Regions from separate parts of the Homo sapiens genome. Here region 1 is linked to region 2. Evidence: chromatin loops called from intact Hi-C (ENCODE). Cell type or tissue: HepG2. All regions are shown on one strand. Each heading gives the region's core, and the rest is flanking DNA. Links, peaks and the distances in the headings are about the cores only. Region 1 overlaps DAPK1 (death associated protein kinase 1). Region 2 overlaps DAPK1 (death associated protein kinase 1).

The links. Hi-C counts contacts between places; a loop is a spot of excess contacts. Peaks named below come from ENCODE experiments on the same cell type or tissue, not always from the same donor. Only the 100,000 strongest peaks of a DNase experiment are listed, where the experiment ranks them.
Region 1: it touches region 2 in a loop (19-fold over the local background); 3 of 110 quality-filtered maps call a loop at or near these places.

What each region holds. Positions count from the first base shown.
Region 1 is chr9:87,568,708-87,571,623 of GRCh38, forward strand. All of the region lies in intron 2 of DAPK1 (death associated protein kinase 1), which reads left to right. Among named protein-coding and RNA genes, the nearest start is that of DAPK1-IT1, 17 kb to the left of the region's middle. RefSeq lists enhancers at 1,432-1,601, 2,426-2,916. In HepG2, for the core only: no CTCF peak of the experiment used is centred there; DNase peaks (open chromatin) are centred at 524, 934, 1,524 and 2,274; H3K4me3 peaks cover 1,940 bases.
Region 2 is chr9:87,665,950-87,668,865 of GRCh38, forward strand. It overlaps DAPK1 (death associated protein kinase 1), which reads left to right. Exons shown (of 26, transcript NM_004938.4): 19 at 2,648-2,725. Among named protein-coding and RNA genes, the nearest start is that of CTSL, 59 kb to the right of the region's middle. In HepG2, for the core only: a CTCF peak has its summit at 1,493 (motif pointing left); a DNase peak (open chromatin) is centred at 1,492.

The DNA of each region.
Region 1 (2,916 bases), core at 192-2,691, 97 kb before region 2:
GCACCCAAGTTATTACAAATCATTTTCTAAAAATCCTTGCAGAGTGGGTAATGGGTCTCTGAGCCATATAGTGTTGGGGCTGTTGCAAAACTGGTCCACTTCCAAATTGCAGGCCTTGATCATTTACTCCCTGGGTGGGAAAGGGGAGCTCTCCACAGTAAAGAACTCATTTCTTGTCCTCAGATGTGTGGTGGTCTGATGTGATGAGCAGACTTTATACTGAGAAAGGAATTTTAGAGGAATACAGAATCCAGCTAACTTAGTAGGAGTGATTAAAAAATACTGGAGGTGTGGGGCGAGGCAGATTCTCTTGATAGAGGAAATTCTCCAGGTCACGTGTGTTTTTTTAATAAGTAGCATCCCTTTGCATTAACCTCAGTGGTTCTCAGCCTTGGCTGGTTGGGGAATCCCTCTGAACTTTAAACACTGCCTGTACTTGGGCTCAGCCTCAGAGATTAGGACTTAATTGGTGTGGAGTCTGGTGAGGGCATCTGGACTTTCAACAGCTCCCCTCCCCCACTGACGATGGTTGAGAATTACTACTCCAGTCTGTGAGTTTTAGAGTTCACTGTGCATCAGAAGCACCCAGGAGCTCTTTAAAATGCAGGTTGCTGGGCTTTGCCCCATGGACTGAATCCAGAGTTCACGGGGGAGCCCAGGAACCTGTATTTTTCAAAGCTCTACCTCCAGCGAGACTCAGGTGATCATTGACTTATGTGCTTCATCGCAGGTGCCCATATAGAAATACGCAGATAGGTTATTTCAATTTGCAATTAATACATATAAATACTTTAGTGTCCTACTTTTGACAAGCAGTTGGATGGAAAATCGATCTTTTGAAATGGATGTCAGTTTAGGCTCAAAACGTGTGATTACCTAAGTTCTCACTGCTGGAGAATTCAAGCTGATAGGCCATGTTTTTCAAAGGAAGTGGGTGCAGAACTGGATCCTGTCAGTGTCAATGCGGGTGCATCCGGGTGTGTAGCAGTGCCTTTTGGTTAAACCCAGGCTTTCCCTACGAGAGGTCTTCCAGTCCATTAATCTTGTGTTAAGTTTCTTGGCTGGAAGGGTGGTTTATAGAAGTGGTGCCAAACAGCTGTAAATGCAAGGCTGAGAACTATTTGTCCTCTTCCTTTATTTTTAAGACTTCAGAAAACAACTTTCACTAAATTGGTAAATAAAGTTTTAGGTATTATTTTCTGATTAATGAAATCACCATAAACTACTACTTCTAGACTTCCGAATGTCATGATTTTATTTCTGGTCTTATTATATTTGTGTTTCTGAGTCTTAATGAGCTAGAAATGCTTATAAGACAAAAGCAATGTGTGTTTTTTCCTGCATCAGATTCTTTTACACCTTATCTTGAAGTTTGCATAACTGAGTCACTTTCTATTTTTTTTTAATCACTTTGATAAGAGAAAAATTTATGTTAGTTGCAGTCCAGGAAAAAGAAGGCACAAACACTGCTGATCAAATATTACTAAAGCTTTTATGGACTCTTGAACCTCATTTTCCCTCCCATATGTACACAAGACACACTTCATTCTTACTCTGTTTATGCCTCTCTGTCTAATAGAAACTTCACTTCTGACTCCAGCTTTGTCTAATTATTAACACAGAGAGGTACTAGAAGTTGTCCATTAGCAAAGAAGAGAAAAATTATGTTTAGGGAACTAATTTTATAACAGCTTAAAATGGCTTTGATGTAAATCTGCCAGATGCCTCTTTTTATATCATCAAATACTTTGCTTTACCTTGAAGAATATTACCCCCAGGTTGGGACAGGAGCTTTCCCATTCTTTTCATTATTTTGTATGTAAAAAAAACCCAAAAAGCCAGTTGTACCTCTCGTAAATAATACATGTTTTCCTCTGCAGAACTGTAGTCTATGTGACACCTACAAACAAGGGACTGCTTGAGGAGTGAAAACCTGGCTTAACCCAGGCGTGCACTTCTTAGGGAATTCTTTATAGGAAGGAGTCATCATTCATAGCAGTGATTTAGAAGATTTCATTCCAAAGATTGAATTGCCTGTTCAGCTGTTCAAAATGCCTGATTCCCCAGATTTCAGGAACAGCAGAGAGGGGAGAGAAACCATTTGCAAACACATAGGGTGTCGAGTAAGAGTCTCAGAGATTTTTTTCTTCCCATCTGAAGTGTCATATGCTCAGTTTGCTTCCCTTGCTTACATGTGGAACTGACCCCTAACTGTGCTGATAAGAGAAGAATAAGTAAGTAAACACCCCCAGGATTTGAGGCTGATAGAAAAGTCACTTGGTTTCAGTGAACTGGACTGGAACACGAGCTTTTTGTTTGCTCTTGAAAGTTTAGCACTTGAATTTCAGGTTGGGCTGTTTAGTTCATTAAAGAAAATGTGGATGCCTCATGCCAACGCCTGTTTTCTTTAGGCCTTGAGAATAGAAGGCATTGTGTATTCGGTACACACACACTAAGGGAACAGTGACTTAATTGTACCCTGGGAACAAAAGCCATTACCTGAGGACAAGATGGGAGACCCCAGGCTTCTGCTCTCTGTTTCTCTCTGCAGAGTCAGCATTGCTGGGAACCCTGGAGCAAGTATCTGAACTGTTGCTGGTGTTTGCCTGTGAAATTGTAATCATGGGCTGGTTTCTCCTGGAGCTTAAACATGAGGGGAACTTGGCTCTGTGGGGAACCTGACTTCTTGTGAAGAGACCCAGAGCCTAGGCCCCATCCCCCACCCCCCAACACACACACACACACACACACACACACACACACACACCAACACACACACACACACACCCCAACACACACACACACACACACACACACACACCAGAAGCGAAGCAGGCGGAGAGGGAAAAGGGAACAGAGAGGGTTTGGTTCTCCCATTTGATCTGTCTCCTTGCAAACGTTCCAGTGACATAAATG
Region 2 (2,916 bases), core at 95-2,594:
TTGAGTCCATGAGCCCTGTTGGTAAGGAGGAGGGCAGCAAGTGTAAGTGTTGCTTTTGCAGCCTCCGTCGGGGTGTCCAGTAGAGCCAAGACCAAAATGCAGAGATCTGACTTCTGCCCCTTTCCCTCTCAGACAGAAGGCCAGGTAGTTAGGGCAATTCTCAGCTCTTCTGTGAATAATTTCCAACACTGCTTGCTTCTTCTGTGCCTGGCACTGTGCTGGTTCTTTCCATTTGGTTTTCTCTCACCTGCTCAAGAACCTGTGCAGGGAGGGTGCCATTTTCCATCTTGCAGATGAGGAAACCCAGGCTTGGGAAGGCTGAGTGACCCACCACATAGCCGGTGAGGGGTGGGTTCAGGACTTCAAACTGGGTCTTCTCCCAACTTCAAACTGTCTCCTGCACTGCCAGGCATTTCTGTTGAAAGTCTGAATAGTGTCCTTTAGAGCAACATGTTTTGCAAGCTGTAAAGTGCAGTGCAAATGTGAGGAAACATTTTTATTTTATATATATATATGTTTTTGTTTTTGTTTTTTTTTTTTTTGAGATGGAGTCTCATTCTGTCACCCAGGCTGGAGTGCAGTGGCACGATCTTGGCTCACTGCAACCTCTGCCTCCCAGGTTCAAGCGATTCTTATGTCTCAGCCTCCTGAGTATCTGGAATTACAGGCATGCACCACCACACCTGGCTGATTTTTGTATTTTTAGTAAAGACGGGGTTTCACCATGTTGGGCAGGCTGGTCTCAAACTTCTGACCTCAGATGATCCACCCACCTCAGCCTCCCAAAATGCTAGGATTACAGGCATGAGCCACCATGCCTGGCTGTGAGGAAGTATTGTTGATGGTGGTTCTCTTGACTTTGAAGAGGTTGAACAGTGGAGAGTTCATCCTGTCGGTGAAAGGCCTCTGCCTGTGTTTTGTGCGCGTCTGAGCTCTGCAAGAGGAACGTCCTGTTCAGACGTGTCGGGGGCAGGAAACTTCAGTCAAGGCTCAGATTTCTTCTAACTAGGGCAGTGGTTCCCAAACCTTGCTGCATAATAGAATTAACCTGGGAGCCCAGGATGTACCCCATACTGCTGACAGCAGTGTCTGTGTGGGAGCTGGGCGACAGGATATTTTCAAGTTTTACAGGTGATTCCAGAGTGTAATGGAGAACCCCTTCTCTTTATGGACTTTTCTTGTGTCCACAAAAAAACTAGAGCATTTGGCATGGATCCCTGGTTGGAGATGCAGTGTCTGATAAGGCACCTAATTCACCCCCAAAGCAAGCTTGAAGCCCTGGCCTGCCCACTGGGGGATATTTCAGGAATTTAAGGGAACAGAGAGACGGGCAGTTCTGACTGCACAGCAAGCCTCCACTGGAGCAGCCACCTGGGCTTCAACCGGCAGCCTAAGGCAGTGGTTCTCAGCAAGGCAATTTTGCCTCCTCCCCCAGCAATTGCCAATGCCTATTTGGTTGTCACAACTGGGAGTTAGGGGGTGCTACTGCCACCTAGTGTGTAGAAACCAGAGATGCTACTAAAATTCCTAAGAGGCACAAGACAGGCCCAGCAACAGAGAATTGCCTGGTGCAAAATGTCAGTGTTGGCAAGATTGAGCAACAGTGTCTGAATGGGACCCCAGGCATGACTCTGGGAGTGACTTGGGTTGAGGAATTGAGAGGTTGCTGTTAAGTAGATTTCGGATATCCCTAAGCTTCTACAAGGATGCAACTTTGTTATTGATACACATTGATAGATAAACCAAATCCTTACTTTTTTATTAAAAAAAAACATTCATTTTCATTTTTTTAAATTGCTTTTCATCTTTTCTACTTTTGAATTTTTAGTGATCTCTAAAACTGCAACAGAACAGCCCCTACATGTCCCTTTTCTCCCCAGTGGCAGGGGAACAGTGACAGCTTCTGCCTCTCAGGGGTGACTTCAAGGACTGAGGCTTGCAGAGAGCACTGAGAGCTGGGTCGAGCACATATTATGAGGTGGTGTTCAATAAATACTTGCTGTCATCGTGTATGTTCATGGTGTAGATACAGAAACAAATTTATTCAGTGTGAAACTGCAGCCTATGAAAAATCTCTAAATAAAAAGCAAGCATAAAAGTGCTGTGGACTCTTATTTCCTTGTTTTCTGTTCACCAAAAGATCTTTCAATCAAAATTGCCTGTCAAACTAAGTATTTCCTTTGAAATGCACAGTAATTACCAGGAGCTGGTATCATGCAAGGGCTGGGTTTGTCCCTGTAAGGATTATAACACAGTAGCTTGCACTAACTAGAATTTGGCACCTGATGAGAATCTTTACTGTCTGCCTGATTGGAGATTGGAGAGAGGGGTTCAGGACAGGGAGGAACCAGCCAGCTGAGGAGGCTGTTGAGTTGTGATTAAACCTGTGGACCTGAAAGGTGTCGCTATTGGACAGGAAGACACCAACATGTGCTTTGTTCCTGCGTCTTACCTTCCTGTCCTGGACAATCAAGTGAAATAAGGATTGCACAGCCAGAGAAACACACCGAGACGTGCTCTTTGTCCACCTGGCTTGCTTCTCACACCTGCTATGCTTGTTTCTGCCTCAGACCCACGGAATTGGCGTATGGAACACACACAGCTCTCCTTTTCAGAGAAAAGAAACTAATGCATTTTTCTCCAACAGGACGGAAAGACGGCAGAAGATCTTGCTAGATCGGAACAGCACGAGCACGTAGCAGGTCTCCTTGCAAGACTTCGAAAGGTGAGAAGTTCTGTTATAGGTCTGAAGTTCTCTACCTGTGTTTATGTGAAAAAGTCTCAGTCTTTTTCCTTATTTGAGAATGAGCAAAATGAGGCTCTAGACAGCCAGGTTTTAGGAACAGTGGTCCCTGTCCTGTGGTTTACATGTCAGTCGGTATAAATGCATCAGCTCCCTATCTGTTTTCTTCTCTA